7 separate regions of the Mus musculus genome follow, and regions 1, 2, 4, 5, 6 and 7 are each linked to region 3. Evidence: chromatin loops called from intact Hi-C (ENCODE). Cell type or tissue: heart. All regions are shown on one strand. Each heading gives the region's core, and the rest is flanking DNA. Links, peaks and the distances in the headings are about the cores only. Region 1 overlaps Gm15326 (predicted gene 15326). Region 2 has its middle 17 kb from the start of Gm41062. Region 3 has its middle 10 kb from the start of Gm33849. Region 4 overlaps Map3k1 (mitogen-activated protein kinase kinase kinase 1). Region 5 holds the start of Map3k1 (mitogen-activated protein kinase kinase kinase 1). Region 6 has its middle 29 kb from the start of Ankrd55. Region 7 holds the start of Gm15323 (a long non-coding RNA gene).

Region 1 (4,373 bases), core at 181-4,180, 320 kb after region 3:
GAAGGGTTAAGGAAGGTACCCTAATTCAAAAATGAAAAGGTGAGACCTTTCTACCACCACACTCTGGTTCATCTCCAAGTCTGTTTGCTTCTTGACAAAATAATTGATGATGATGATGATATATGATTGCTTTTAAGAATGATTGTCCTAATACAGATGCAGATGCTCACAGCCAACCACTGGACTGAGCACATGGAGGAGTTAGGGGAAGGACTGAAGGAGCTGAAGGGGGCCCTTATCTTGCCTCAGTGGGAGGGGAGGCCCTTGGTCCTGTGAAGGCTTGATGTCCCAGTGTAGAGGAATGCTAGGGCAGTGAGCAGAGTGGGTGGGTGGATGGGGGAGCAACCTCATAGAAGCAGGAGGAGGGGGATAGAGGGTTTGCAGAGGGGAAACCGGGAAAGGAGATAACATTTGAAATGTAAATAAATAAAATATCCAATTTTTTTAAATGTTCAAAAAAAGTTAAAAATAAAAATAAAAGAGAATGATGGTTATGATGGCCTTGGCCCAGTGGTTCATATGACCAAGGGCTGGTGCTGCAGAACTTTGGCTGGGAGGGGGAGCAGTGAGTTACCCTGAGACATTGATGACAAACCAAAGGCAGAGAAGAGAAACTCAAGCGAGTGAGATGCCAAGGGGACCATGTAAAATGGGGGCCTCCAATGGAGTCGCCAGCTGTCTCTTCAAGGTGCAGAGGGTTCAGATAACACCAAGTTCAGTGTTGATCTGAATTCATTGCTCACAGCACCTGGAACAGGCAAACCTCAGCACAGCAATTCCTGGAGGTTCCTGAAGACCCTAACCTACACAAGAAGTCTCTAGAAAGGCTTAATGGGTCCAGACAAGCAGGCTGTGATTGAAACTCAATTCTAAAAGAATAAAAAGTCGTAAGGAACAGGAGAAAGTGGCTGTGTATACAACCATAGTTAGGCACCTCTGCATCCACAAATCCATAGATAGCCATCCAGGTATAAAGCAAGAAGAAAGTGAGGTGCTAATAGCCCTTTAGCAGAACCAGCTCGGAGGCTGGCTCTGTGGGCCTTAATGCTGTAGCAAAGCTCATGGTACTGAGGGAATTCATAGTTGGCCTCAAGATTTAGCTCCTGGGTACCAAGTAACAGACAAGCCACAGAAGGAAAGAAAATGTATTGAAACAACCATGCAAAACCAAGTCTTAGCATCTATATCCACCCCAGACTAAGGGTTAACGGAAACCTGCTTGACAACTCTTTTGTATCTCCACAAAGTGAGCATTTATGTACAAAATCAATACTCTGAATTCTTTAGCATGCCTCTGCTATAGATAGGGAGCAAGCCTACCCCCTACCCTAGGGACATGTGTTACCTCCTTTAATAAGAAGAAGGTTAGGAGCAAAGATAACCATCTTAAAAGATATGCTTCGGCCGGGCAGTGGTGGCGCATGCCTTTAACCCCAGCCCTTGGGAGACAGAGGCAGGCAAATTTCTGAGATCGAAGGCAGCCTGGTCTACAGAGTGAGTTCCAGGAGAGCCAGGGCTACACAGAGAAACCCTATCTCGAAAAACCAAGAGATGCCTCTCGGAAGAAGGCTCCCTCCAAAGCCACAAAGAACTCAACCAGGAAGCTTTTAAGCAAACTGTCATCTGGCCACTTTGGGGAGAATCCTACAACAATAGTTGAACATCTGCTCTTTGCCAGGCACTTCTTGGCCAGAATGCAGAATAAGCACCCATTACCACAGCTGTGGACATCACTTGTCTTTCGGCGGGAGCGAAAGTCAATACCTTGGAAGCGCAGAGGCTACCCAGGCTCTCAGTTCAGGCTGCCCCTAGAATCATTTTGAAAGTTTTCTTTATAAGCGACAGTTGCCTGTCTCTACCCGTAGAGACTGTGACTTTCTCTGCCGGGGAAAGCAGTCTGTCTGGGAATGTTTTAAAAGCACCACAGGTGAGACTTCCACACAGCTGGACTGAGAGGGGTGCTTTGCAAACTCCAAGTGCATGCGACTCGCGTGCGATATTGCAAAACACATAGACAAGGCCTTGTGCTTTTAACTACCTCCCAGTTCATGCCCGAACTGTTTGTTCGCGGGCCATACACTGAGGTGGGAGAGAATGGCACTCTGTGACAGGAAAGGAAGTTCCACCCAGGGCTCTTGGTGCATGATGGCTCCCTAGTCAGCAGCCACCCTACCCACCCCAATCTATGGCTCTGCTTCGGCAGACTGTTAAATTGAACAGATGTCCCAGGGCTCAGAAATGACCGTCTGAGTTAGTTATGAGCTGCGGGGGCGGTCGGGGGGGGGGTGAGAGTCAAGCGGTGAACTTTGGAAAAACGTATCTTCTTTTGTTTTACTTTGGCTCTGTTTGTGGGGAAAGTCCACACGCAGAAATTTGTGCAGCCCTGGTTCAGACAGTTGGCAAACAGGACTGCGAACGAGGAAGGAGGACGCGAAGGATAGAGGACTCGACTAGCGTGCTACAGAGCATACCGCTAACAAAGAACCTCTGCCAACCAGCCTCAGCCATACAAAAGTTAGACTTTATGAACACCTCCCACAGTGATGGCTCTTCTTGCTGTCTTAGGCTCCTGACCACTGCCTTCTTAGTCCCCGTTTCCTGAAAGGAAGCGTCTAGTTAGGTGAACTGCACACCCCTCCGAGCCATCAGATGTGTGCGTTCCTTCTACCGTTACCTGCAAAGCTCAAAGACCACCCCCCGCCATGGCTCCCAGCATAGAATCTCCTTCATGCAACGATCTCTCTCACACATTTCCAATTACTGTACTCAAAATGTCCACCCTGTAAGGCCCTATTTTGCTCATGTGTTCCTCTCTAGTCATTCCAAACCAGTGCCAGCCCTGACTTTCTGGGGCACATCTAGAACATTCTCTTGTTGTCTGTGGCTTCACCATACTCTATTGCCCTCATCTATGGTGTATCCCTATCCCCATCATAAACTTCTGCTTGGCATCCATATCCTTCCTTTCTCTCCTTGCCTAGTAGGGTCCTTTGCAAATAGTAGACGCTTGGTGAGAGTTCTCCAGTGTTCACCACTGTTTCCGAACCTGAGATTTCCGGAGGCGTGGCAGATCCCTGGGAATCTGTACTCCTGGCCTTCTAACCAAGAGCAAATGTCTTTGTCTCCTTTAGTGTTTGAAAGTGGGGAACGCCAGTATCCCAGGGGCCAGTGGTGATTTGCTATCAGCTCCTCCTGATTTGAAAGTGTTTTGCTTGTGTGGCCCCTCACAGTCCCACTCCGGATTCCCTCAAAGTCTCATGCCTTGTGTTCCGACAGCCAGGCCATCTAGTCCAACCTCTGGGCTGGGGTATGCATATGTTTCCATAGCTCTGCCTCGGGCTCATGAAGTTTTCTCTCCTCCTAAGGCAGTCTGAGTTCCTTGCGGAGTCAGGGCTTCAGTCTGAAGAAGAAAACAAGAGGGTGTGGTTGGGAGAAAAGTCAAGTCCCAGCCAAATGGATGTCTCCTGGAAAAACCACTCACACAGAGCAAACAGGTATGGCCACTCTGCTCCTTGTACACCCATACAAGGCTGTGATGGGTATACAGCAAGCCACCCAACACTCTGTACAGGCCTGTGAAGCACCGCCACAGGGAGGAACAGGCTCAAATAGGAACAGTGGGAGGAACAGCAATACTAATAAGAGGAAGAGCAGACATTGTACGGATGCACCCAGAAGAATACTTTGAGAGCAGTCTTGCTGGGGGGCGGGGGAGGGAGGGTGCTTGAAAGTGGCTTGGTAGCTGGTAGCTCTGGACGACCAGCAAAAGAGAAATTAGAAACCTCGGCTATCCATCTCTGCTTCTGCCCCAGGCCTCAGTGCACAGAACACCCCGTATGCCTGCCATTTCCCTTGGATACAGGCTCAAAACCACTACCCTGGGTTACATGCCTGACTCTGCCGTGAGCAGATTGTGCGTTGGCCTTGTGTGCTAGAAGCTTTGCTGAGTCCCCTCCTCTCCCACCCACTGGGCCGCCTTATCTATTCAGACAGACTTTCCCACTTGCTCCATTCCTGTGTCAGAGCGGGAAGAGAGTTAAATTCAGGCAAGGCTGAGGAGGGAAGAAAAGACTTCGTGATTAAACTGCTCATTAAGGAACCACGAAGCTGAAGAAGCTAATTTGCACTGACCTAGTTAAGATATCTTGCAGCAGATCATCCGTGAGCGGGGGTTCAGCCCTTCCAGGCATTAGCCAACTGGCTCCCTTTCGGCATCACAGCTATCAATAATTCCATGCTGAGGACCGTCTGATAGGAAATCACCGCTGGCCCCTGGAATGCCGGCCTTCTCCATGGCTCTGTTTTCCCAGTTGTCAGCCCTGTTTATAAATTGTCCATTTATAGCAAAGCCAGCACCTGCTAGGAACACCTCA
Region 2 (4,373 bases), core at 205-4,204, 110 kb after region 3:
GGTGGACACATACTATCGTCAGAAATGTCCAGCTGGGAAAACCACAGCCACGTAGAAGGGAAAAAACCAGATCTGGGCTTATTTTGCTGACTACTCAAGTGTCAGGCCCTTGATCATGTATTACCATCACCTACCAATTACTGAGAAACTTTTTCTGCCCGTTCAGTATCATTTGCTGAATAGCCGTATCGTTCACTAGATGTGGGTCTGTCGTGACCCCTGTATCATTTTCTGTCCTTTCCAGTTGCTCCCTGAATAATCTCTTGTTTCCTTGTTGCTGGGCAGTAAGTCGGTTTATCCTCCCCTCTGCTGTGCTATCGTCTGCATCTCTCTAATGAGCCTCATCCTGTATTTGACAGACAGTTTCTGTTTTGACAAGGTAAAATTGATCAGTGAATTATACTCGTGCAAAACATCTACACACACACAAACCCACTACAGAGAAAGATTCAAGTGTTGTCCACTTCCTTGCAGATAATAACTTGGGAAGCAGTTTTAATGGGCAGATGAATTCTAAATGGAGGTCTCTGTTTAAACTTCACAGTCCATAAATAGACACCAAGTGCAGACATCCTGCCTTTTGACCTGACTTTTGCCACTGGAAGCATTTAGGAGTACACTAGTATTTCTTTGCTCTTCTGTAAATGAGACTGGGTTGGTATACACCCAGTAAGATGGCTAGACAGATCCTACCATGCTCATCTGTCCCTGGGACCCTATGGAGAACCCTGACCAAGCCTTTGGAGCTCATTGGCTTTCGGTAGGACCCGGTTGAATTCTGAATTCAACGACTCCAGAGCGGATGTTTCTTGTGAGCCCGGCTCAGGAGATAGGTAGCGTGAGAATATGAAGTTGCATTTCCAATTTTCATCTCACAGACTTAAATAGATTCTGGGGGAAAAAAAAGACAAAGACTGTAGAAATATTCAGATTTAGTATCAGTAACTTGCAGCTTAAAGAAAGCATGACAACCCAAGATTGTCTGGGAACGTGCACCCTGTGGTACTGCTATTCTAACTGCAGGGACTGAGGGGGAGCACTGTTGGGACTGTTATAGACCTACCCTTCAGCATAGAAGGGACACACGTCTGCTCACCTGCCATGCCTCAAAGTCCGAGTTCCAAAGTTAAAGACATTTAAGCTTTCTTTGAGAAGGAAAATGACACTGGAAATCCTGTGCTAAAGAGAACAGAAGCCCTGAAAACTGTCCGTGGGAGCCAGTTTATGTGCCTTCAGTATATTCCCTAAAAGGGTCTCAGACCACCTTCCCTCAAAGTTAAGAACCAAACTGTTTCAGCCCAAACTTCTTATTTCGTAGAAGAAAAGAACACGCAAGCCAAATCTTTAAACAACTTGCCAAAACCCCAAACAATATCCCTCACTTGCCAGAACAGCCTTTAATTGAGAGCGGGACTGGTTCCTGCCAGTACTGGGGAGAGACCCTACTTGCAGGCACTGCACAAAGCTCCAGCCCCTGCCTTGCCAGTTCTCCCTCAGTGTCCAAATTAAATTTAGAGAGGAAGACGCGAGGTCATGGGAAGGGTCCTTGCTTCCTGGAGGTTTCAAATCCCAAATGGAGGCTGGAAACTGGTAAGGGATCCTCCTTGGGAACTTCTGAAAAAATAACTCATTTGAAAGTATCCCGATGCCAAGAAAAACGTGACCCTGTCCCCCGCCCTTCGGCTCTCCCCACAGCCCTCCTTCCTCCTGGCAGGTAACCTGGGCTTCCATGGTATTCTTTCAGCTTCCTCGGACCTCCAGCTGAGCTTCCCGTAGGGAGGAGGGATACAAAAGGCATTAGCCTGGAAGGACTGGTTTTACCATCTCTTTTCAGACCGCTGTTTCCTCTTTGGAAGACCACGTGTTTTCCTTAATTCGGTTTCCTGTTCCCCATCCTGCTGTCACCTCATCTTTACCCCCCACTTCCAGCCCAAGCTGGCAGATCACTCAGCTTCTCAACCAGCCACACCAGTGTTTCCTTTCCGCCTTTTTTATTTAAAAAAAAAAATGAATTTCCTCTTCTGACTCCTCCAGCTTAAGGACCCCTCATCTTTGTCCGAGTGCCATAGACAGTAGGACTCGTGAGAAGAAGGCAATTTAACAGCTCTCTCAAGCCTTTCTTTGGACTTCATTCACTAGCCTCTGATTTGCTATCTGTTTCTCCCACTTCCTGTTTCCTAGGGTGCATTTGTGTTCACTGTAGCATAGACTCAGATAGCCAGGTATTAAAGGTACAATATGTAGATGCTCTTGAATATCAGAATAGAAGAAATTGTATAGAGAACTATGAGATTGCAGGAAGGCAGAAACACAAGAAGAGCTACTGTGAGGTTTGTGTTTCAAAGAATTTAGAACTTCTAAATGAGAGTAAGAATCACAAAGTGCAGCTACGTCTTGAAGTGTCAGAGGAAATACCTGTTTTTACTGAACCAGTGCCATGCAAATACGTATGCACAACATCGTCGTCCCTCATCCTCGTGCGAGGCCCAGGTGAACGGCCATGCTCAAGCTTCCACCCTCATCCCCACAAGGAGCCTTACAGGACAACAACGCCAACAGGAAGCAGAGAAGCAGACAGGGATGTGACTGTGAAGACAAATCTCAGGCAACTAAAGTAAAAATCTCCTCCGTTTGTCAATTTGAAAAGGACCATGCAGCTCTGGGAACACAGGCTGGAGCTCCCTCAGGTAAGAATCCTAACGAAGAGACTTCACCCGCTGCGTTCATGAGGTTGTTTGAGAGATCTGGGGGGCTCAAACACCCAGTAAGGTCCAGAAATTCAAAGTCAGAACCAGAAGTCCAAGGCGAGGCCCAGCGCGGGCCAACTTGAGGAAAGTGCACACTGCTTCATTCTGGGTTTTCTGTCTCCCTCTGTATTCCTAAACAGTCTCCAGCCCGTTTCTTTTCTATTCTGTTTGGTTTGTTTTTTTTTGTTTTTTTGGGTTTTTTTTTTTTGTTTGTTTGTTTTGAGATAGGATTTCTCCATATAGCCCTGGTTGCCCTGGAACTCACACTGTAGACCAGGCTGGCTTCCAACTCAAGAGATCTGCCTGTCTCTGCCTCCTGACTGCCGGAACTAAAGGCTCATGCCATCACCACCTGGCTCAACTGTTTCTCTAAATGGCTGAATATCTTGATTCTCTAAGGATTTTTCCATGTTTTCTCCACCCCCCCCACACACACACAAAAGATGCAATTGGGGAGGAAAAGTGGTTTTTTGTGTGTCACCACTATTGAGTGTGGGGTTTTTTGGTTTTGTTTTTTTTTTGAAAGCTTCAACATTGAATTTTCTGGGTCTCTTCAGCCACATGGTGAGAAAGAGAGTGGGAAAAGTAATAGGCCTTCAGTCCTGGACTGTGATCAGAGAGCTTCGGGGTGTGTCTTAGTTAAGCTGTCTATAGCTGTAACGAAACATCATAGCCAAGAAGCAAGTTGGGAAAGAAAGGGTTTATTCAGCTTACACTTCCACATTGCTGTTCATCACCAAAGGAAGTCAGGACTGGAACTCAGCAGGGCAGGAACCTGGAGGCAGGAACTGATGCGGAGGCCACGGAGGGGTGCTGCTTACTGGCTTGCTTCCCCATGGCTTGCACAGTCTGCTTTCTAGTAGAACCCAGGACCATCACCCCAGGGATGATACCAACTACAATAGGCTAGGCCCTCCTCAATGACCACCTTACAGCTGGACTTTATGGAGGCACTTCTTCAACTGAGGTTCCTTTTTCTCTGATGACTCTAGTTTGTGTCAAGTTGACACAAAGCCAGTCAGTAGAGGGTGGAAGGGAACAGGCAGAAAGGAATCACATTAGTGGGTGTTAGCCCAGGTTTCCCCTGGGAAACACCTTATGACTCTCCCTTCCCTCCTGGTACTCAGTGTCCTCTACACTCGATTAGCACATGAATCTTCTCATTCCCACTATAACAACCATGTGCCCTTGTACCCCATGCCTGTGCCCTTCACACAGAATGGTAAGAATAGAAGGAACTTTGTTGGAGACATTATTAAGTGAAAATGGTATAAAGAAAGGAAAATAATTAATTTCTCACAGTCAGCAAAGTGGCAAGGAGACTGGCATGATTGGGTTGGCTATCCATGAGATGCCAGGATCCCTTCTAACTCAACACATCAGCCTACTTCAGTTCCTACTTAGCAATGAGCATTCTTTAGTATCTGCTCTTTAGAACTATTGATCAATGCTAATCCTGTGCCACACCTGTGCCCTTAGTAGGACACAAGAGTCAAGCTTTTTCTCAAATACATTCATGCACCAAGTCCCCAGCCCTGCCCCACCTTCATCTTGGCTCAAAATATATGGAGAATGTGTGGTCATAAGCCTGAGAGGTAACCAATGTTCCAGTCATCTCGACAGAAG
Region 3 (4,373 bases), core at 100-4,099:
ATGCTGTAGAAGGGAGTTTTAAAGAACCTAGAAGTTAGAGAGACAGATTTCAGAAGAGGTCAAGGGAGCAGTATAACTTCTACTCCGCACCCGGGCATTCGAGCTACGAAGAAGTGAGAGGACTTTGGGTCAAACCCCAACAGGAAAGACTGCTGTTGGAGACGCAGCCAAATGTGTGACTCGTGCCCAGACATCTTTAACTTGTCCTGTCTTGGTGGCCAGAGTGCTTTTATACCATGCAACAACTGTCTTCTTTAGCAGTAAAATTGCTTATTGAAAACAATTTGGATATGAAGAGATCACCATTATCTCCTCCTTAACCTTATCAGCCTGAGGAAAACATGCTTTTTCCTTATTTTTGAAGTTTCGCTACTAAAAGATCAAATGGACTTAAAAGCATTATTTATATACAAGGAGAAGGAAGTTCCCAACATGTTACATGAATCCAGTTCAGCTAATAGCTGTAAATAAATGGTCCCCAAATCCCAGAGGATTTCTGTCTCTCACTGGAGCACAATTGGAGGCTCTGTGGGTGTGAGCTGGGGGGGATTCTCCTCCAAATCCTTACAGCGTCTGATCCCTGGGCTGGCAGAGAAGAGGTATGTGGGGGAAATGGAGGAGGAGCCTGGCTATGGAGTCTATGGCTTCTCTCTGTAGTCTAACTGCAAGTTAGCCTGAGAAATAGCATCCAGCTGTCTGTTCAACGAGAAGAGGAAATAAGTAGGAAGAACTAGGCTCTGATGTATAATTTACCCGAAAGGTCACGTTAGCAGCAGGCAAGCTGCATGCTACCCCACGTGGGTTTCCTTTAGGTCTATACTGACTGCTTTGAAAATTCAAATTAGTCCAAACTTTTGAATACCGAATCATTTCGCTACCAAAGAAGGAGATCTACTATTTTTGGTTTCTCTCAAAGATTCTCAAAGATCCAGAATTCTCAGATATTTTCTGCTTCTGGCTTCAAATGGTCCAAACCGAGTCGGGGCTGCCCCCTGAGCTTATGCACGGTCTCCAGTTGGCCTGGCAGCCTGGTGCACTCCAGATCGACCTGATCCTCCAAGATGTCAAATCCACAGTGGGAAAAACAGAGTGAACAAGGAAAGGACATTCAGAAATAGATCCACTGGGAGTAAGCAGAGTTCAAGCCTGGGCTTTTCAGGCCATCCAATGAATGACTCCTGACTGAGGGGAAGTCTCTGCAGGCAGAGGCTCAGGGCAACACAGACTGAGAAATCTGATGATCCCCCCACCCTTCAGTCTTTGAATAAACAGCAACAAAACCAAACAAACTAGACAGATTCCAACAGAGCAGTAACAACAATAAAGGAACAGAGATTTAGCTGTTGGACATACAAACCCAAACCTGCTAGCTGGCTTGAACTAGGAGGCAGGATCATAGCGGGCATCTTTGAAGCGTGTGTCCATCCTTCTGGATTGACTAGCCTGCTGTGAAGGTAGACTTGGAAGTTAAAACTGATAAAATGTAGACGAGAAGCTTACAAACTGATTGCAGAAAATTCTTTTAGAAGGGGTACATGGCAGCCCTAGGAGGGGCCAACGAATCTCATTCTCCCAGACTCCCCCAAGTTCTGAAAATTCCTAAGCCAGCTTTGTTTCCGCAGCCCGCTGACAGCAGGTGGCGCAGGACCCGCCCACCCCTGCTGGTTTTGGTCCCACGGGGGAAAAACCGTGGCCAGAGATCCAAAAAAGCAAGGCGACTCCTTTTTCCTGCCTGGGTCATTTCCATGAGTCATGCACGCACTTTAATCTAGTCCTAACTATGGGAGAGGAACATCAAAACGACTGTCTGATCTTTTTATCAGTATCTAGTGGAAAACAAAAATCCCCTTTCATAGGATCCTCACAGGACGTGTTTATTTGCCCTTTTCATCTCGTTGCCGGCTCTTCCTTCCCAGAATCAGTACGGAGGAAGAAAAAGGAGCCTCTGCGAAAGGCAAAGAAAGGGTTTGATGGCTCAGGTCGGGCAGAGATGTCAGCCTGGAAGGAACAAGTCTCCTTAGAGTAACTTAAGAATTCTTCTCGCTGAATGCTTTCCAGCTGTTTGTAGGAGTGTGCGGGTCGGATCTCTTTGGCTGGAAAAGCGGAGGACCTGTTGGATGATTCTAATCTTAGACTTTTGGTGTCAGGTGGATGGATCTGGAGTTGAATCCTGAATGTAACACTGGTGAGCCGAGTGACTTTAGGCAATGTCTTTGAGTAAGTTTAAATTTAGCGTTTAGATCCATAAAATGACCACTAAAATAACAGTATTGATACAGTGCCCACATACCTGTCAACGATTAAGCTTCTAATCTCTGCCTGACATTGATTTATGGATTTTGGGTGTAATGTTTGATTTAACCACCACAGCAATCTCAGACTTGAGTACCATGACCAGGCCCATTTTACAGATTGGGAACCTGATACACAGAGTTAGAAGAATGTGTTCAGTGTCTTGAGGTTAGAAGGCAGCGTAGTACCCTCCTCCAGTGGTTAGGGAGTCTTTAAATATGCTAGAAGATTAGTTCCCAGTAAATGAACAGCGTATAATATATTTTAAAATAAAAGAGAAACAGGAAAGAGTTCCCCTTCCAACTGCTCCAAGCACTAATCACGTCTGTTTCAACCAAATGAATGATTCTGTCGTTACCCTTTATGTGAGAGCAATTCATAGTATGTCTTACGTTTTAGCCCAAGTTACCCAAAATCATGGAGAATCTTCCTATAAAGGCTGCAGGCATCACCAGACTCTGGGCCAGGAAACGTTATATTCAAGAATCTGCTCTGTTCATCTTTTGAGCCTAAAGGGGCTCTAGCGGACCCACGCATCACAAACGTGGCCTTGCACTTCCCCCTCCCCATCTCCTTTTCCTTGCTAAAATCTCTTAGATTACATTCCTAAAGCTAGCCACCAAAGTCACTTTCCTCATTTGGGCACTGTCTCCTCCTGAGGCTGACTACCAATGTCCAGCTAGCATAGTACTGAAGTCTGGCATTCAAAAGCCTCTTTTTGGTTGCTGTGATTAACATGTCCAATCAAAATTAAACACATCATCCTATGCCGCCATATGCCTACGGGCCAGATCTGTCTCCTCTCTATCCAGAGAAAGTCCTTTGTCCTTTGGGGACAAATATCCCTCCCCCACCCCCTTGGTCCTTTCCCCTTCTCTCTCATCCTCTATCTCCTGTCTTTGTCTCTGATTCTCTGACCTTTGTTCCTTTTCAGTAAATACAGCTTCTTCGCGCTGAGAACTTTGTCTTGGGCCGGAACCTGTCCTTTCACAACTGACTAAACCAAGGCCATCAAGCTACTGAAAACCTACTGTCTATGAATGAGCAATAAATGTAGGAGTGTGCTTTAGAGCAGAATATAATCTCTTCCCTCAATGTGTGCTTCACAGACATGTGTATCATGCATACATGTGCTTGTATATACACACACACACATACACCCCTACTTGGGCATTCAAGACCACACTTTGGAAGTGATCCAGCTTAAGCTGGATCTTCCTGTGAGACTGTTTGGGACCACGGTCAACTAACACAACAGAAAGTAGGTTTTCACTGTTCTGGAGTCCGGAGGCCAAGGTCAGTTTTTTCTGACACTTCTCTTCATGGATTGGCACCAGTTCGATGCCTCATGGCCTTTTCTCGGTATATGCCTGCAGAGTCTGATCTTTTCTTCTCTCTCCTCGTCCTTCTCCTCACTTTTCTCCTCTTCCCTTTCTCCAGAGCTTCTGGATTAGAACCACATTCCTGCCGACATCTGTAACACCCACTGCTCCTTAAAGCTCTCCACAGCCTTCTCACCAGGGATTACGGCCTTAACATGGGAATCCGAGGAAGACAATTCAGCCCATAAAGACTGGCTGAGGTCGGGGCCCGTGCATTTCACAAAGCTGTTCTCAAATTATTCTCATTTTCCATGGACGGAGGTCATCTGGTCACCAGCAATTATGAAAGGCTATGAATGGGGCCTTTCTAGTACACAGCCCTTGAACACAGGTTACACAGAGCAGAGCAGACCCAGTCAGTTGCGGGTTTTTTGTTTTTTTTTTTTTTAGCAGAGTAAAAGAATTCTTGGACTATGGGGTGGTAGTCTCCCTGAGATTAGGTCTTGGTGGCTACGGTAATCCTAACACTAAAGGACACATGAGAACACAGGTAAACAAAGAGCTATGAACTGGAAAGGGCCAAGCTGCAGAAGGAATGCATGTTTTCAAATGATTCGCATCCTCTCCTGTGTATCGCTCATGTGAATGAAGCTTGCCTGTCCTGACTAACCATGGGCAGGTTTTCCTACAGCCTCAGAAATCTCAACGGTGCTGCCTAGGCTAATTTAGGAAGATTCATTGATGCTTTTCGGGTATTAC
Region 4 (4,373 bases), core at 118-4,117, 410 kb after region 3:
TCAGAATACAGCAGAGTTATCTACACTCTCTGCAAGGTAGACAGCCAGTTTAGGCGCCCATCCGTGGATGACGAGGTAAAGAAAGCGTGCTGTCAGCATACGCAAGGCAATTCTATTCGGACACAGAAAAACGGAGCCATGCTGTCTGCAGGAAAATGCACAGATGTTAAAGTAAGCAGGACTCAGATAAATACGGCATATTTTCTCTCTTCTGTGGAATTGTGTGTGTGTGTGTGTGTGTGTGTGTGTGTGTGTGTGTGTGAGTGACATACACACACGGGCCCCAAAGTAGAAAGAGGACTATTTGATAGGAAGGGGGCCAGTGGGATGAGGTATCGGGAGGGTAGTGGTGGACATCAGAGTATATTACACACATGTATGAAATGTCATAAGAAAGCCCACCACCCATACAGTTACTATGTGCAGACAGCATTGCTTGCTTCCTGCCAGCTCTATCTTACCCTGTGTCTGGGTTCGCAGTTCCTGCACTTGCCATCCCTGGACACCACCCCCCTGACTGCCTTAGTTCTCCACTGCCTCCCAGGTTGCTTGGCTGAGACGGCACAGCTGTCCGCCTCCCCGACACAGACTCTTGGATCTTCCTCGGGGCTGTGTTTTGTCACTAACTTCAGGAAAATCAAATTAACTAGATCACATGGGCAAGTTTCAAGCAATGGGAAAGCCCCCTGACTAAGGACAAATGATCTGGACTCAGGGTGGTTTCTTGCTAATCCTGCCTTGGTGTTTTCCTGGGGCCAAATTCTGTCTCTTTAAACCTCTTGCCTAGCATCTGACCTCCCTTCTCCATGCAGCGCCCCTCAGGGCACAGCAGATGTTTCTACCAGAGAAGGATCTTTTTGGTTCGGAGGCTCCTACAGGAAGGAAGGGCATTTTTTTTTCCTTCACAAGCATCTGCAAATACCAGGGGCATCCGTTAGCACTGCTTGTAAACTGAAAGCTGAGTAAGACAAATCTTGCCCTCAGGTAGACCCAGTCCGAGGAGGACAGTCCACCCTACTCAGCATGTACTTGCCTAGTCCATCCCTTGTGCCAACCTTTCTAGTAAGACAGTGATAGTAGACTTGAAACCCACTTCTGTCTTCATTCCCAGTCTGGTGGTAGGGACAGACAGACGAGTGAGGAGCTGTGTGCTGAGGAGGCTGGAGGAAGGTTCTCTGCACTGTTACAGGGGCTGTAGCCTGAGGGGAGCTCAGTTAGTGTCTAGGGCAGTATGGGGTGACTGACCATAGGGCCTTGGAAATGTGAGCCCATAGGCTGATAAAAGGGGTGGGGCTGAGGGGGTCTAGATGGGCCGCTCATCAGTTAAGAGCACTGTTGATTCACTCCGGTCCCAGTTAACTGTAACTCCAGTACCCTCTTCTGACCTCCTCCGGTACTTAAGCACACTCCGGATGCGCCTATGGACATGCAGGCAAAACACTCTCCCTTCAAAGGAATAATTCCAATTAAAAAAAAAAGTCCGCCGTGCCCCAGGGAGCACTGCATGAAGGGAGCACGGGCACCAGTCCTGGGGGGACACACCTCGGGAGAGCATGGTAGGGTTAGCTTTTGTTCTCCCTTCCCTCGTGCTAGGAAAACTCAGGTTCTATCAGAACACTGCCAAGTGGTTTTCATGTTTCAGTTTGAAAGTCTTGAGGCTTAGAACTGTGTCGTCCGTTATCAGCCTGACTGAGAGTTAAGTGAGATTGCTGTTCCTGACAGAGAGCATTGGCTGACCCGCGTGCTCACGAAGGAGTCGCTGTTGGTTTAGTGGGAATAATAGTTTCTGTCACACTCTCGCCCAGTACACGGTTGTTGTTAAAACTGGAAAGTGGTTCCGACGGGAGGTTTAGAAGCACGCACCCGACAGTCATGAGTCAAGCCCTGCCAGCGTAAAGCCATAGAAGTGTGATCCTGCTGAGTCATCAAAAGTGAAAAGACACTGGCACTTAGGACGGCTTCAGGGTGCCCCTGAGGTGAGGAAGGCATACTTAGGAAGACCTTGACTCCAGCTATATTTGGGGCAGGATGTCAGAGTGAGTGCTGCTTCTGTTCGAAGTGATTTGTGGGCAGGCTACCTTTGCTATTAATAATCGTCTAAATTACATTTTTAAGGAAAGAGCGCCCCCTACCGAGCAAAGCGTCGTTTTTCCTGATCCCCTTCCCTTCCTGTGACCTTCGGGTTTTCCAGACAAGGCAGTCAGCTCTAGTTGGTTCATCTTGCAGTAAAGGGGCAGCCGGCAGCCAGGATGCTCCTAACACCATCTAAACAGCACTTTGCACGTTTCAGTGTCCCAACCAACTGGCTCGTCTCATGATGGACACATTGGCAGAGAAGAAGAGAACTATTCTAAAGAGTGACTAGGGAGAGTGACATATGGCATGTGGCTGGGGCCATGATCTACTGGGAGCTGCACTCTCAGGGGTGGGGCTGCTACTGAGATGATCCTGTTACTGAGATGATCCTGTCACTGCAGGGATTCCTGGGATCCACCTGCAAATCCAGACCTACGGAGGAGTGCGATCCACCTGGGCCTTTTCAGTCTCAGGGTTTTAATAATAAATAGTGTGCTCTCTGCTGAGAAGCTGAGACATGGACGCTTAGCAAACATGCCAGCGTCTTAGCTAAGGAATGCTATTTCATAATTTTGTAGTCATGATTTTTAGAGGGTTGATACACTTTTGGTAACATGGCTTAATTAATTACTTGGCATGTATCTTAGATTTTCCACTTTGCTGAACTATACAAGCATCTGGTAATTTTTAAGGGATATGTAACCTACGGGCTGAATTGATCCGTACTTGCGACATGTTCCTCTGTATTATACAGCCTGTAAAAGGATTTATATCAAGATCATGAACTAATTAATACAACTACAGGGGCTGGCGAGATGGCTCAGCTGTGACAAGCATTTTTGCTCTTGCAGAGGACCTGGGTTTGGGTCCCAACACCAAGATGGCAGCTCACAGCCATCTGTAACTTGGGTTCTGAGAGATCTGACACTCTCTTCTGGCCTCCATGGGCAGTACTCAGACACATGCAGACACACACACACACACACACACACACGCACGCACATACACACACACAAATAAATCTTTTAAACCCACAACTTTAAGGAGTTAGAACGTGGTATAGAATGTGTGTGTGTGTGTGTGTGTGTGTGTGTTGTGTGTGTGTGAAGTCAGAAGCACCAAGTGTAATTCACAGGAGTCCAGTCATTTGTTTTGTTGTTGTTTGAGCTTAAGATATATCTTGAAATGACAGATGCCTAAATAATGAATATTAACTGACCGAATAGCTAATAGTCATGAGAAGATGGTTTTAAAATTATAAAATACTCGGTTATGGCAAAAGTTATACTTTCAGATTAGCCCTCAGAAGCTAATGTGAGCCAGGGGTAGCGATGATCCCAGCACTTGGAAGGGAAAGCTGGGCAGGCAGGCAGCTCGAGGCCATCCTTGGTCACAGTGGGTTTTAACTGATATATGCGACCCTGTCCAAAAGTGAGAAATAAGCCATAATTTCATGAGTTGATACAAATTAAGCATTTCTGGTAATGTTATCCCCGGTTCTTGGCAAAGTAGGCCAGGTGCCCACAAAGAGGCCTGTGCTAGAGAGTTGGACCTCAGTGTAGGATGTCACTGTGGCTGCACTGCCACCAAGCCTGGGCAGGCGCTCCTAGCCCCCCTCCAGCCCCTGATGCTCTCCAGTTCCCTGCACGCCAATATGGAGAGTGGCTCTGTGTCTTTTAAGGGATGACATTGATGATGCAGTTAATCTTCTATGAGACCGCAACAGTAATGTTTTCGTGTAAAACAGCCTGGAAACCCATGCTTTGCACTCGCTACTTAACAGCTTGAATGTTCTTAACAGCTTTAGATGTCTCTAAGAGAGCTTTGAAACGATGCCCATGCCTAGTAACTAAGTTAGTACTGTTCTTAAAATCATCAAGCATTGAGTGTCTTCCCGGGCCGTGTTATCACAGAGCGTGTGTGATCCACATAGCTTCTGACCAGATGGAGATCATGTAAGAGTCCCACGTTTAAATATGCTGGTCACCAAGGTTGCTCTAGGAAGCTTTGTTTCTGATGCCGTGTCCTCGTGCCGTAGGGAAATTGCACCTGTCATTTGACAGAAATTATATGATCCTAGTACCCACACTGAACAGACCCAATCCCTGACTCCTGAGCCCAGAAGAGCCTCCACCATAGTCTTCATGTTCTTCATGTTTCTAGCCAAGTATTACCTTCCGAACCCGATGGGAAAAGGCGGCAGTGGGGTGGGTAATGGTTCTATTTGGTGCTTTCATGTATGCAATAGTAAGTATTGCATACATGAAATAGTATGCAATAGTATATATGTATGTATA
Region 5 (4,373 bases), core at 233-4,232, 390 kb after region 3:
TCCGGCTTGCGTCCCCTTCCAGAACCAGGGACTCACGCTCGGATTACTGCTTGCTCAAGGGTGGGCGAGCTCCCGCCGAGCCGCTGCCCCGCCCGGTCTCGCACTACCTGGCGGCGGCCTGGTTGCAGCGCACAACGCCCGGCGCCCGGTTCCCCGCATTGCCCCTGCCCTCCCACCTGCGCCGCGCGCCCGCCCGCCGCTCCGCGCTCCCGGGCCCCGGCCGGGAGGCGCGGCCCCGCTCGCGCCCGCGCCCGCGCCCTCGGCAGCAGCGCGCGCCCGCCCACCCGCCCGCCGCTCCGCCCGCCCCCCGCGCTCTCCCCGCCCCCTCCCTCCCCCGCAGGCACGAGCGAATGTAGCCCGCGAGAGAAAATGGCGGCGGCGGCGGGCGATCGCGCCTCGTCGTCGGGATTCCCGGGCGCCGCGGCGGCGAGTCCCGAGGCGGGCGGCGGCGGCGGAGGAGGAGGAGCTCTCCAGGGAAGCGGCGCGCCCGCAGCGGGCGCGGCGGGGCTGCTGCGGGAGCCTGGCAGCGCGGGCCGCGAGCGCGCGGACTGGCGGCGGCGGCAGCTGCGCAAAGTGCGGAGTGTGGAGCTGGACCAGCTGCCGGAGCAGCCGCTCTTCCTCGCCGCCGCCTCGCCGCCCTGCCCATCTACTTCCCCGTCGCCGGAGCCCGCGGACGCGGCTGCAGGAGCGAGTCGCTTCCAGCCCGCGGCGGGACCGCCACCCCCGGGAGCGGCGAGTCGCTGCGGCTCCCACTCTGCCGAGCTGGCGGCCGCGCGGGACAGCGGCGCCCGGAGCCCCGCGGGGGCCGAGCCGCCCTCTGCAGCGGCCCCCTCCGGGTGAGCGGCGGGCCGGGGCCGGGCGGGCAATGAATGAAGCGAGCGGGGCGCGCTGCTCCCGGGGCTCCGCTCGTTGGGGGTGGGGGGGGAGCCCGCGTCCCCGAGCCCTGAAGGTCGGGCGGCGCCCGGGACGGCGTGGGGACGGGACGGGAACGTGCGGGAGAGTTTGTTATTGTTTGCGGACATGTGACAGGCGTGGAAGCCGCGAAGGTGCGGGGCTCCCCGGGCCGGGTCCTGAGAGCCCCCGCGGCGCGAAGTGAGTTTGGGGGGCTCGGAGCGCGAAGGTGACGGCGGTGGGTCTGCGCGCTGTGACAGCCTAGAGCCCCTCGGCCCCACGGGGACGCGCGCCCGCGGGCAGGTACCGGGCCGGGCTCCGGCGGCGCGCCCCGGGCGGCCGGGGGATTCCGGGGACTGCGGGGGGGGGGGGCGCCTGTCAAAGCGACGCAGGCGGACGCTGCGGGCTCGCGGGGCGGCCGGGTCTGCGGGGACTCCGTGGCTGCCCTCGCTGCGTGTCCTTGGGAATTCCTCCCGCACCTCGGGGGCTAGAGCGCCCGGTGCTGGGAGTTTGAATCCGGCTTTGAAGTTAGCTTTTGGCGGAATGCTGTGGGATCCAGGACCGGATGTGTCAGCCATTCAGCTTCAAAGCTGTGGGGACTGCGCCCCGCAGCCCCGCTGCGTGGCGGGGACAGGGACGGTGCGGGGCTGCCGCTTTGCTCGCAGGGGTCTTCCGGTGCACCAGAAGTAGGATGTGCGTAAGATAGTTTACACCAACGGCTCTTTGGCCTCGCCCTGTTTTGGCTACTGGAAAGTTTTCTGTTAGAGGAAATTCTTTTAAGTATATGATACTTAAAAAAAAAATCTGATGAAAATACACAAAAGCATAAAATCTTGATGGATGTGTGAAGTTGCTGGATATGTTTTCGTCATCGTCACCCTGTGGCCCCCCGTAGAATTTCTTGACGTTTACTGTGGGTGGAGAGTGTTTTATTGTGTGTCGAATCTGACAGTAGGAATCCTTGGTTTCGGTTAGTTATCTAAGTAATTTGACCCCCTTTTGTGCTCTGGATTGTTTAAAATCACGGTCCGTTTATTACTTGGAGGTCGTTTTCCCTCCTCCCAACCCCCAAGCCCAGTAGTAAAAAGTGTGTTGACCCCTGGCTGTGGCAGGATTGGGAGGAAGGTAGGCAGTAAGCAGCCCCGATGCAGCTTTTCTGTGTGTGTGCCCTGTGTGCACTTGTACACGTATCTTCCTCTAGGGTTTCCTGTTTCTGTGCAGATTAGATTAAAACTAACCAGAATAATTCTTAGGTGGCAACTCTTACTACAGATCAACTACAGATGAAAGAAAAAACAGTAACTCAAACTTTGAGGAATTAATTTTATCTAGTCCTGTGAGACCTGATTTTTTTTTCTATATGATAATACAGTTGGCCACACTTAAGCATTTATAAAGTCAATATAACCACCTATGAATATACCATGAGCAGCAACTGCAAAAATGACATATAGAACTTTAGTGTTGCCTCTAGAAATCAGAGGACCAAGGTGAGGGCAGGTAGAATTGAATACCTGAGTAATCTGCTTGATTTTTGCGCATTCTTCTCTCTCTCTCTTTATCTCTTTAAGCAGTGGCTTATAATTGTAAAAGCTGTCTTTAAAATAAATACTGCTAGCTAGAATTCTGTTGGTGCACCTCAAATGTTATATGTGATAGTTTCATTTGCTGTAAAATATCGATTGTCAATCCTTTTGAAATAATACTAACACCCCCCCCCCCCACACACACACACACCCCGCCTCCAGTTTTTGTAACTGGTTTGAAATTCATTTCAAATCTGCGGGTCTAAAACTTATATCATGAAGAAGGGGTTATCCAGAAATGTTGTTGTGTTTTGGGTTTCCTGTTGTGATGTTTTATTATTTTCTCATTTAAAATCTCGGGGAAATGATTATACGGCATGTAGAATCTCAGTTGAACAATGTGGTTCCCTTTTCAAGTAGCGCACGTTCATGCTTTGAAGAGGAAGATCTAATGCTGATATTTTCGGTTTGTTTTCAGTAGTAGTAGAGAGCCAAAGACCCCTCTGCATGTCTAAAGACCTAACGTATTTTTCTTTTGTTTTTTTTTTTTGTTTGTTTGTTTTTTGTTTTTTTTAATCCAGTTTCTAAACGTTGGATGTAGAAATTGAATGTTTAGAAAATACACATTTATAAAAAGATAAGCTATGGGAAATTCATTAAAGTCAAAGATTGCATGTATGTCTGCCCTCTCTCCTTCAGTAAAATAACTCAAGCCAGTGAAAGTTTGTCCTGTAAGTGGCGCCCAAGGGTTTGGGATTTTTTTTTTTCCCTTATGCCACAGAATAGGGGGCTTTTCCTTCCTAGTGACTGTCTTTGAAGAAAAATTACAGTGCTGCTCTGCATTGAACAGGCTGTTGTGAGGTTGGCAGATATAATTACTCTGTCCTATTTTTGTAGTTTCAACCAAACTATCAATCACTTTGCTGCCCCGTGAAAGAGCAAGCTATGCTGGGCCTGTTAGTGTTAGCCTCGTTTAAAACTAGCGATATTTCATAAGCCACCTCTGCTGCTCGGGCCTCAGTTTCACTTCCTTTTAGAAGCTGTTAAGCTAAAAATACCACTCACTGATCATTTGCTAGAGGGAAGGCATAAAAACATTAATAATAAACCTAAAAATAAGTCCTTTCAAACTGTGAGTTGGTGATTCTCTAACATCATAGATGTAGCCCCGGAAGTTAGCCCTGAGTGAATTCCTGAGCTCTGGGACTTAGGGTTTCTCTCCAGGTTTTGTTTTAAACTGGGTAAGGAAACTACTGTATTTTTAAAAGATTAACCTTATTAAATAGGATTCTGGAAGAGAAATATCAGAGCTAGAGTGGTTGCCAGCTTTTGTTTTCTCTTCATATCTGATCTTGGCAAGAGTGACTGGTTAACCAACATTCCTTAATATGTGATTTCCAATACACTATAATGACTCCATTTTGTGAGATAGGCAAACAGGAAGGAGCCCCATTGATTGATGCTTCTGTTCCTCTCCAAGTGTTGCATGTTGTGGAAATGGTCACTGACGTGTGGGCCTGAAGCTTGCAAAATGTGCAGAGGAAGGGGGAGAGAGAGAGAGAGAGAGAGAGAGAGAGAGAGAGAGGCTACAGTTTGCCTAGGAGGAGTCTGCTACCCTGTCCTTGACCCTGCTGGCCAATTCCAAAGGAAGAAGTCGTCAGGGAGAATGGATTATTCTGAGGAAATCTGAGGGATGTTCCAAAATGCAGTTAGTATTGCCTCTGCATTCTGCACTCGGGGCGCTTCCCTGAGCTGAGGGGAAAGCTGTGTTAAAGGAAGTGGGAAAGCGTGAATGGGAAGGTCTTGGTCCATGGCGGGCACTGCTGACCCCGTGCCTGCACTTTTCAACGTAGGATGATTTGTTTGTATCACGGGTGTCACATGCATCCTTTAGACTGGCCGTCTTCCTTGGCCCTGGCCTTTCTGTATCTTTAGTGAAAAGTTACAGTTGCTGAA
Region 6 (4,373 bases), core at 205-4,204, 63 kb before region 3:
GAAACAGGAGCAGAAAGCGTAAGAAGAGTTCTTAAGAAGTTCTTAAGAAGAGAGACTGGGTTTTGTGGCTGAAAGCTGACACCTAAAGAAGCAAAGAGGAGTCAGTCAGGCCTTACTGGGAAATGTGAGGTTGGCGGCCTGGGATCCCAGCACTTAGGAGAGGCAGAGGGAGGAGAGCTGAGATGAACCAGCACCATGAGCACCAGGGCGAGAGATGTCATAGAAACACCAGACTGGATGGATGGGTCGGATGCTGAGCACACCCATAGATGGAGCATCCTAACTCCATACGGCGCTCTGTGGCCTCAGACTTCACTGAAAGCTTTAGCCCCCTTTGGAGAGTCAGTGCCTGACCCAGGCCTGCTTGGTTGCTGTTTAGTGGTTTAGCTTCACCATGGACATCAGAAGAAAGTATGTGCCTTGGGTGACGATGTCACAGAATAGGTGGTGGAAGGAGATATAGTATTAAATCTTTGAAAAACGTATATATGTATTCAATGTACTGTAATCATATCCACTCTTCAATACTTCTCTCAAACTACCTCAGAACGCCACCAGCCCACCCTCCTCCCAATTTCATGCCTTCTTTAATTATAAATACTAATGTTACTAGTAACTAACTCCCTAGCGTCAATTAGTGCCTAAGCATGGGGACATAAAGTAGGACACAGGCAATCTATTATTGGCTACATTTCCCCCACAAATGTGACTCTGTCTCTCAACAGCCATCATCTGTCAGTGGCTTCGATGTTAGAAATGGAATGTTAGTTCCATCATGTAACCCCCTCTCCATCCATGCTGGGACTTTGACTGGCTTGATCTTATACAGGTCTTGTGTAGCCAGCCAGAGATGCTGTGAGTTAATAGGTGTGCAACAACTCTGTTATGTTAGGAACGCAGCACTTCACGGAACGTAGTGCCCCTCCTTATTCTACAGCTCTTACATTCTTCCCGTACCTTCGTCTGTCATGTCTTCCTTGAGCCTTGGATGAGAGTGAGTAGAGGTGATATAGAAGAACCATCTACTGCTGAATTCTCACACTCACTTGTTCACAGCACTTCTACAAGATCTGAGTCTTTGCATCAGGGCAAAAAGAAACTTCTCTGACCTAGCTTGAGAGCAGCACAATCTATGAGTGTAAATATAAATAGTGAGAAGGCAGCTTGACACATTACCATTTCAGGAAACACCATTAAGTCCCTCGTCTAAAACTGGAACTATCTAGATCTCTCTAGTCATAGTTTTTAACTCAGTTTACAGTGCCAGATATGAAGTCCCTCCAGTGAAATAGGTCTCAAATCCAATCAGAACATGATTGGTTACCACTACAACTATTATGTATCAGTGGGCACAATGCGCTGGCAGGTTGTTATGTGGGTAACACCACATAGCATGTGGGTAAGACCACTGTTTTCTCTTCCTGAGCCAACTTCCCAACACCCTCCAGCACCATGAAAACTAGCCAGCAGGAAGAGAACTTCCTGATAAGTTTGAGATTGAATTCTTGATGTCTTTCAACTAAAGTGTATGGTGTATTCAGCAAAAGAACTTCCCCCTGAACCCCACTTAGTTATGTTGGCAACCAAGATCAAACAACAGCCTACATAGTTCTGGATCCCTCCAGGGCCCCTCTGACCAATAACTTGGTGGGCAAAATTTCATGTCCAGCACTGAAATCTTCAGGAAGGACTTAAACAGAGAAGGAGGATCTAGGGTTTTGGCAGCAAAAGGACCAGAGAGTGAGAAATGGAAAACCAAGCACACTTTCTCTTGGATCATTTCTGTATAGTGCAGCAGAATTGTTTGCCACCCTGAGAAGTACAACAATAGCAGCAACAATAACAGCAGCAGCAGCAACAACAGCAACAACAACAACAGCAACAACAGTAACAGCAGCAATAACATCATCATCAACAATAACAAAACCAAGTCAAGGTGTGCACAGGCTAGATCCAGCCCTTCAGGTTACACACTGAGACTTGGCCATCTAGAGATGCAGTGCACTGCAGCAGCCAGTTGGGGTCAGAGGTGCTTCATCTCAGAGAGCATCCAGGCTTTGCCTATAGCTAGCTCTGTCTTTAATTTCTCAAACTTGCAAACCCTCTACAGTCAGAAAGCCAGTTTAAATTCTCTTGGAGTTTACATTTCTGACCAGGTAGAGCCGATGCCTGGGAAGAAAGAAGTGTCTGATCTCATGGGCCTTGGCGAGGAGATTGGTTTCAACTTTAAAACACTGAGAGTTTTGAGTTTTGTCCACTTGTTCTCGTCCTATCCCATGTACCTCTGTAGATTGTGGATACAGGGCTCTCAAGGACACTGAGCAGTCATGGACACAGAAAAATCATCTCCTTGGCTTAAGCGTGCAAACACCTGGAACGGAGGACTCCAGCCTAGCTTCCTAAATCCTTATCTCCATGGTACCCTGAACACATTGCTTAAGTGATATTGGTGGGTGTAATTGGCTCATAAGTGTTTATAAGCATCCAGGTCAGAATAAGCTTGTGATAACCAACTCTATATATCTCTTTCTGCAGCCTACCTAAGGGATATCACGGGGATAGATAGATGGACAGGATCCATTGTTAGGATTGTTAGGGCCATAAAAATGTGCAAGTGTGGAAAGCCAGGACCTTCCTCCTGTGTTAACCAGCTTTCTGTCACTACAACAAAATACCCAAAGACGTTCAAATTTACAAAGAGGAAAGGTTTGCTTTGGCCATGGGGTTGGAGGTACTACTTGGTCCTATTGCATGTGAACTTGTGTAACAAGGCAAGGTAGAATCATATCACGGTGCCGTGGTAAAGCAACTGTTGACCATGTGGTCAGAATGTGGTAGAAAAGGAAGAGGCAGAGAGGAGGGCCCCAAGGACTACACAACCTCCTACTAGGCCTCTTAAAACGTTTGTCATCTCCCAGTAATGCCAAGTTGACTAAGTCTTTAGTACACAGGTCTTTGGGAGGAGGTGGGGGGCGGCTTTCTAGATTCTAGATATAAACCGCAGTGTTTGAAAGCTGGTTGCGAAACATCTGCGTGCACATCGATGACGACATACATTAGCTGCTCAGCCCAGAAGGCATCTGTGAAAGAGGAGGGGTAATCTCTGAGAATCAAAAGGATCTTCCAGGATAAATCGGTCTAGAAACTATAGTCAAGAATCCCCCAAAGTGATTTTCCTGTCAAGGGCAAAGAAGACATTAAGTCAAAATTTCCTGTAGAATTTTTAATGGTTAGGCGATGGTGCTAAATGGCCCACAAAGCCACGTGACCTCCTTCCCTTTCTAATCCTAATCTTAGACCTTGAGAAAAATCTCAAACCTCTTTAGAAAGAGGCATTATTGTTTCTACAAAGTGTGTGTATGTGTGCGTGTGCGCGTGCGCGTGCGCGTGTGCGTGTGCGTGTGTGTGTGTGTGTGCGTGTGCGTGTGTGTGTGTGTGTGCGTGTGCGTGTGTGTGTGTGTGTGTGGTGTGGGGGGGGGAGTGAAGTTGAGGGACACCATCAGAAGGAAAGAGTGGCTATCTTTCTCCTTTGTGTCACATCAGGGACCATTGAACAATGTATGTTTGCTCATGTTTGTACAACGCAAGAATTTAAACCCATAAAATCAGCTTTGCTTAGGGGAGACAGTTTCACAGGCATAGATGATCATCCTTGCCGCTCCTTCAAAGTTGCTGGGAGACATGGTCAACGAGTCTGCTGGAGTGTAATGTTTAGAGCATTTTATTCACAGGGAGCATTTTAATCTACATTTTTATTGTTGTAATTAAGTGATTTGAAAGACATTATAGACCTGGTGGTGTTCTGGGTGTTTTGGGAAGATGGCCAAATACAGATGGCAACTCATTGGCTCTCTTTATGTAGCCCTGGCTGGCCTGGAACTCACTATGGAGACCAGGCTGTCCTCTAATTTAGAAATCTACCTGCATCTACCTCCTGAGTGCTGGAATTAAAGGTGTGTGTGATGATGCCTGTCTGCTGAGCTGAGTACTTCAAACTGATCTATGGGACTTGAAGTTAGCTTTAGGAAAAGAATTAACGAAGAAATCAACGACCAGTGAAGGCCTGGAGAAACAGAAGTCAAGAGGTGGAGTTGTTGCTCTGAGGATAATCCAGGGCTGAGTAAAGCTTTCTGGAATCACCAATCTAAGGCTGGCTTCTCAGAGGGGCATGAAAAGGCTGGTTCTGGGGTCTCTGAAAGCTGGAGCCAACTGCTGCTGCTGCTGCTGCCCCTGCTGCTACTACTACTACTACTGCACCCACAGGAAGAGCAGTAAACAGAAGGATTGGGTCCGTGCACTTCGGTCCTCACATCCTAAGCCACCCTAAGCTAACTGAGGTACTTACCTTTCTGTGCCTGCTTTCTTTTTCTTTT
Region 7 (4,373 bases), core at 122-4,121, 190 kb after region 3:
CCCAACTAAGAAATAATGTTGGTTTTCAAAAAATAGGGGTAGCAGGTTCTCCTCTGGGGCCAGTGACCTCTCTAGCTATGCATATTTGGCTAAGCTGACTGTACCACGTGTGAGTTCCATCCTGTTAAGCAGGCCTAAGCCCAGTGAGAGAGCTGTTGGTTACCCCTGAGCAACGAGTGCCACCATTGCACTATTGGGGTTCTCCTTGGGCTGGTCATTGCTGGTCTTCCCTGGTAGCTTGCATAGCACCCTTGGACACTATGGGAGCTAGTTCTCAGGGAGAAGGCTTTCAGATTGGTTCCATCTTGATCACTCCAAGCCTGGGGTCTGAACATGCAGTGTCTTCAACCATGGGTCTTACCTTCAGGTTCTAGGAGGCACCAAAGATGACGACAACAACAACAACAGTCTATACTGTTTGGATGTCTCTGACCAACAACTGGAAGTGAAGCTTACCATGTTTAGCACTGGGTTTTTGTTAACTGGTCTATGACTCTGAAGGGGAAGCATTATCATCCTGTGTCGTATAAAACACCCTCCCCCACACACCTCTTCAACATCAAGGAACTGAAACTTTTAGATGGGGAGCCATTGTCGGGTTTGAGTGACAGTCAGAGGAATCAGACCATGTCTGTCTAAGCCCCAGTCTTCCCTTGTACTATATTCATTAGAGACAACCTATGCCTAGAGCTGCTTGAAGACACAGGTTTCCTTCAAAGAGGGAGACAAGATAGAAGATGACCTCTGAACATCAGAGTTCAGTGGGTGTGGTCAAAAGAACTTCGAGGGGTAGAGAGTTTTTACTGCATACAATGGCCCAAGCAACTTGCTCTTTCTCGTCTCTCATCTCCAAATCTCTGAGTCTTCATGTAATGTGTCAGGCCAGGGAGCCCAGAGGGTCCCTGCCCTGCAGCATCTCCACCAGGACACCTATTAGGCATGCAAGCTGCATGCCATCTGATATCCTCTCACTATTTGTTCCCGATTTCTTCTCTGGGTCAGGGAGAGAGCTCTAAAACTGGACCAAGATCTTTGGTGACTGTTTTGGTTTTTTGTGTTGTTGTTGTTTTGTTTTTAAGCCTTTCTTCCTGGTTGTTCAGTTCTGTCGGAAAAAGCAAAAGGAGCTCTTTCGGAGTTGAGCTTGCTGAGGGTGGCCAGGGTTTGGCCATCTCTGCAAAGCTCGTTGTGTGTTTGCAAAGGTCATTCTCTGTACATGAAAATCCCAGCAGAGCATGCCAGAGCAGGAAGGCCACCAGCTTGCCAAGCATCCAATGTCCCAGTCACCTGCTCTTCCTGCCCTAGGAAGGATGTTGAACAATCTCTGGGGTAAAGACATCAGATGGAATTCGTTTCTTTCCCTGCTCTTAAATCAGCTTCGGACATGGGGGTCTCAGAGCCCCCGCTGACTCCTCCTTTAAGGGCCAGCAGCTGCCGTGTGTGTTGTACGAAGCGAGATCAGCAATATGACATTTGTGGCCATCGCAGAGTACAGGTCATTGTGCTCTGGATGGGATTTCTGAGATGTCATCCTTGGGGAATACCCTTCCTGAGTAATACAAAAAAAAAAAAAAAAAAACAAGCTCTGTGGGCAGAGGTCCTGAGTGGGGTGGAAGTGCACAGTGAGGTGGGGTGGGGGATGTGGCATATAGTGAGCGAGTCACGAGTCACTGACTCTTTAGGAAAGTGACTCTGCTGACAGGAGAATTAGGGCGGGATGATTTTGGCACGCCCTGTGTTGTGTTAGCTGTGCAAACCTTTTCTTTCCTTTGAGCAGTCTCTTTCTAATTGGGTGGGAGCGTCTCTTCTCATTGCACAGAGACCCTGGTCCTGTCAGGTGTTCTGGAGGGTGTGGGAGGGATCCACATGCGGCCTGTGTGGCCAGCCGACTCGCAAGGGGTTCTCTAAGGAGATTTCACACTGCAGCTTTCTGGCTGCTGGCAGCCTCTCCATGTTTCCCCCAATGCATAGTTTTCTCACATTCGTCAAAAGCAACTCTTATCTCTACAGTGTGTTTTAAAGAAAAATGCAGAGTGTCACCGGGGACAACTACCATCTGGCAGGAAGCTGCCAGGCCACGTGAGTGTGTCATGACTGAAAGTGCTTCCCTTCCCAGGGCGCCTCTCTCTTGCCGCTCAGTGGGCAGCTAGGAACACCAGACCCACAGATAATAATGATTCCAATTACTTCCTGTCCGTTTCCCATCTCAAGAGCGGCTGTTTCTACCACACACCCTGCCTCTGTCACCCACACTCAATAAATATAAACACAGCCCTCAGGAAGGGCAAGATGTTAATAACAGGCTCCCTCAAAAAAAAGCCTCCAGAGTCCCCCATACCAACCCTTGTATCCAAGTCAATGCCCCAAGAGAGTTCTACCATGTCCACTGGATAGGACTAGTGCTGCAGGGGTGTGGCTGTCTAGAAACACCACAGAAAAGGCTCCTGCCAGAAACAGACCAAAAGTGCTCAAAGAGACAGCCAGGTGTAAAGATGACCAAATATATGAAAATATACCCTTAATGCATATTTAAGTATATGTGCATACATCTTTTCTCCCATTCTGGTGAGTCAGTCACGTATGCAACTTACATCTGCTAAGTGCTCACTGTTATATAGGACAAGAAATTTTAGACACTGCGGCTTCAAGAAGAAACCGAATTCCCTGGCTTCTGAGGCTGATATTTTGATATCATTGTGTATGTCCGTGTGTGTGTGTGTGTGTGTGTGTGTGTGTGTGTATCATCATCATGTAAGACATGAAGAAACAATTAAGCAGGGTGCTAGAAAATGGTGGAGATTGGGAATGGGAATGGCATTTTTCACATCCAGTCAGGAAAATCCTCACAAATGGGACCGACAGCTGAGGAGACTGAAGAACAAAAGGAAAAGACACAGAGGAAAAACAACCCAGGCAGAGAAATAGGCTAGGCGCATGCAAGGTCCCGGGGTGGGGCTTGCTGCATCTGTGATGTCTTGGTTGCAGTAGCAGTGAGAAAAAGGCATGTAAGAAAGTCGTGGGGGTGGAGACTGAGTTCTGAACCTGTGTCTGCCAGAGGCAGGGCTCTTGCCCAGGGAGAGCCTAGGTGTATACGCTTAGCAGAGTTGCTAGGTAAAGACAAGCACCAAGACCCCTGAGATAGTCACTGTTGGCAGCCCGCTTCTCATCCAGGCTGAGGAGGGAGTTGTGAGTCTCAGTTCTGGCCCAGCAACAGTGGACTTTGAGATGTAGCTACCAGAGGCAGGAAGGTTGAGCCAAGCCAGGCGACAGACCCTGGAGGTCCGTCCAAGCTGGGCTCCGCTTAGCTGAGCCAACAGGGACGGCAACCCCTGGGGCACTGCCACAGATCTTGTCATCAAAGCCCCTGGAATTCAGAGTTTCCACGCATCCATGTGTCCACACATTGAAACTTTCAGCTTGTATCCTGGGAGGAGCGCGAGGTCATCAACTCTGGCTTGCCAGGGCTGTTTGGAGGAAACCGGCCTGCGTTCAACTCTTGTGCACCTGCACTGGGTGCGGCTATTTCTCTGCTGGTTGCCACGGAAACAGAAACAACAGCTGCTACAGAAAGCCCCTTCACACCACAGCCCTACAGCCAACGGCAGCATCTTTGTCTCTTCCCGTTTCCATCCTCCCGAAACTCAGAGCCTAACTGGTCTCTCACTGAGTAGAAAGGGCTCTCAGAGCCTGGCCAGCTTAGCTTTACCACAAACAGCCTAAGCAGGCAGCTCACGGTGTGGTCACAAGTGACCTCAGAGATGACAACCAAACATCCAGGGTGTGAATACTGTCCTTACCATTTCTATCGTTTCTATCAAATGAGTATCCTGAGGATATTGGTTTCTCATTCCACGTGGCAAAGGCCCAATGTCCGGAAGGCAGTTAATTGGTTGTGGTAATTTATGACAACTGATTGTTTTGCCGGCAACTGGGAAATGCATGCCTTGCTTTGTTAACTCACAAATGGATATCGGTGACCTCAGAGGCTTTTACTCTGAGGTAAAGCAAAGAAAGCAAAAACAAGCAACAGCCACCACCACCACCACCACCACCACAACATTGCTAGCTTATAGTTCCTCTTTAAAAATACAACAGGAAGACCTGAGGCCCTAGGTATAGACTGCCTTCCTTCCCTCCATTCTGTTAGGACCTTTGAGTTGGGGGTGGGGGGTGGGGGGTTGGGAGATCCTCAGAAAGGGAGAAGGGTGAAACTGTGGTGTCTCTTTTGTTCTCTCTGCAAATCTGCAAGTTAAATACAGCATTTCCCACGTGTTCTTAATGAGAAAATTAAACCCCAGAGGGGTTAAGTGCCACGTCTGGAGTCTCTCAGGAAACTGGACTCGAGTGGGAGCCCAAATGTTCTAGTCCATACGACC

The links. Hi-C counts contacts between places; a loop is a spot of excess contacts. Peaks named below come from ENCODE experiments on the same cell type or tissue, not always from the same donor. Only the 100,000 strongest peaks of a DNase experiment are listed, where the experiment ranks them.
Region 1: it touches region 3 in a loop (1.8-fold over the local background); 2 of 42 quality-filtered maps call a loop at or near these places.
Region 2: it touches region 3 in a loop (4-fold over the local background); 3 of 42 quality-filtered maps call a loop at or near these places.
Region 4: it touches region 3 in a loop (8-fold over the local background); 13 of 42 quality-filtered maps call a loop at or near these places.
Region 5: a loop joins it to region 3, with 7 times the contacts of the local background. A loop is called at or near these places in 8 of 42 quality-filtered maps.
Region 6: a loop joins it to region 3, with 2.9 times the contacts of the local background. A loop is called at or near these places in 5 of 42 quality-filtered maps.
Region 7: a loop joins it to region 3, with 4 times the contacts of the local background. A loop is called at or near these places in 5 of 42 quality-filtered maps.

The regions. Positions count from the first base shown.
Region 1 is chr13:111,869,873-111,874,245 of GRCm38, reverse strand. Gm15326 (predicted gene 15326) reads right to left here. Exons shown (of 3, transcript NR_130345.1): 2 at 4,132-4,319; 3 at 2,309-3,400. Among named protein-coding and RNA genes, the nearest start is that of Gm15326, 4.1 kb to the right of the region's middle. In heart, for the core only: no CTCF peak of the experiment used is centred there; no DNase peak of the experiment used is centred there; H3K4me3 peaks cover 386 bases; H3K27ac peaks cover 857 bases.
Region 2 is chr13:112,082,133-112,086,505 of GRCm38, reverse strand. No RefSeq gene overlaps it. Among named protein-coding and RNA genes, the nearest start is that of Gm41062, 17 kb to the left of the region's middle. In heart, for the core only: no CTCF peak of the experiment used is centred there; a DNase peak (open chromatin) is centred at 1,775; H3K27ac peaks cover 1,244 bases.
Region 3 is chr13:112,194,322-112,198,694 of GRCm38, reverse strand. No RefSeq gene overlaps it. Among named protein-coding and RNA genes, the nearest start is that of Gm33849, 10 kb to the right of the region's middle. In heart, for the core only: a CTCF peak has its summit at 1,630 (motif pointing right); a DNase peak (open chromatin) is centred at 1,634; H3K4me3 peaks cover 625 bases; H3K27ac peaks cover 731 bases.
Region 4 is chr13:111,786,087-111,790,459 of GRCm38, reverse strand. All of the region lies in intron 1 of Map3k1 (mitogen-activated protein kinase kinase kinase 1), which reads left to right. Among named protein-coding and RNA genes, the nearest start is that of Map3k1, 21 kb to the left of the region's middle. In heart, for the core only: CTCF peaks have their summits at 1,386 (motif pointing left) and 2,137 (motif pointing left); DNase peaks (open chromatin) are centred at 1,260, 2,069 and 2,410; H3K4me3 peaks cover 1,193 bases; H3K27ac peaks cover 1,577 bases.
Region 5 is chr13:111,804,966-111,809,338 of GRCm38, reverse strand. Map3k1 (mitogen-activated protein kinase kinase kinase 1) reads left to right here and starts at 346. Exons shown (of 20, transcript NM_011945.3): 1 at 346-836. The coding sequence starts at 370. Gm15327 (a long non-coding RNA gene) reads right to left here and starts at 201. Exons shown (of 3, transcript XR_382912.2): 1 at 1-201. In heart, for the core only: CTCF peaks have their summits at 2,079 and 3,150; DNase peaks (open chromatin) are centred at 378, 1,278, 1,458, 1,888 and 1 weaker place; H3K4me3 peaks cover 2,273 bases; H3K27ac peaks cover 2,444 bases.
Region 6 is chr13:112,257,249-112,261,621 of GRCm38, reverse strand. No RefSeq gene overlaps it. Among named protein-coding and RNA genes, the nearest start is that of Ankrd55, 29 kb to the left of the region's middle. In heart, for the core only: a CTCF peak has its summit at 2,003; a DNase peak (open chromatin) is centred at 2,031.
Region 7 is chr13:112,000,515-112,004,887 of GRCm38, reverse strand. The region is part of intron 1 of Gm15322 (a long non-coding RNA gene); the gene reads right to left. Gm15323 (a long non-coding RNA gene) reads right to left here and starts at 3,879. Exons shown (of 3, transcript XR_382920.1): 1 at 3,795-3,879. In heart, for the core only: a CTCF peak has its summit at 2,150; DNase peaks (open chromatin) are centred at 1,267, 1,777, 1,897 and 3,497; H3K27ac peaks cover 1,752 bases.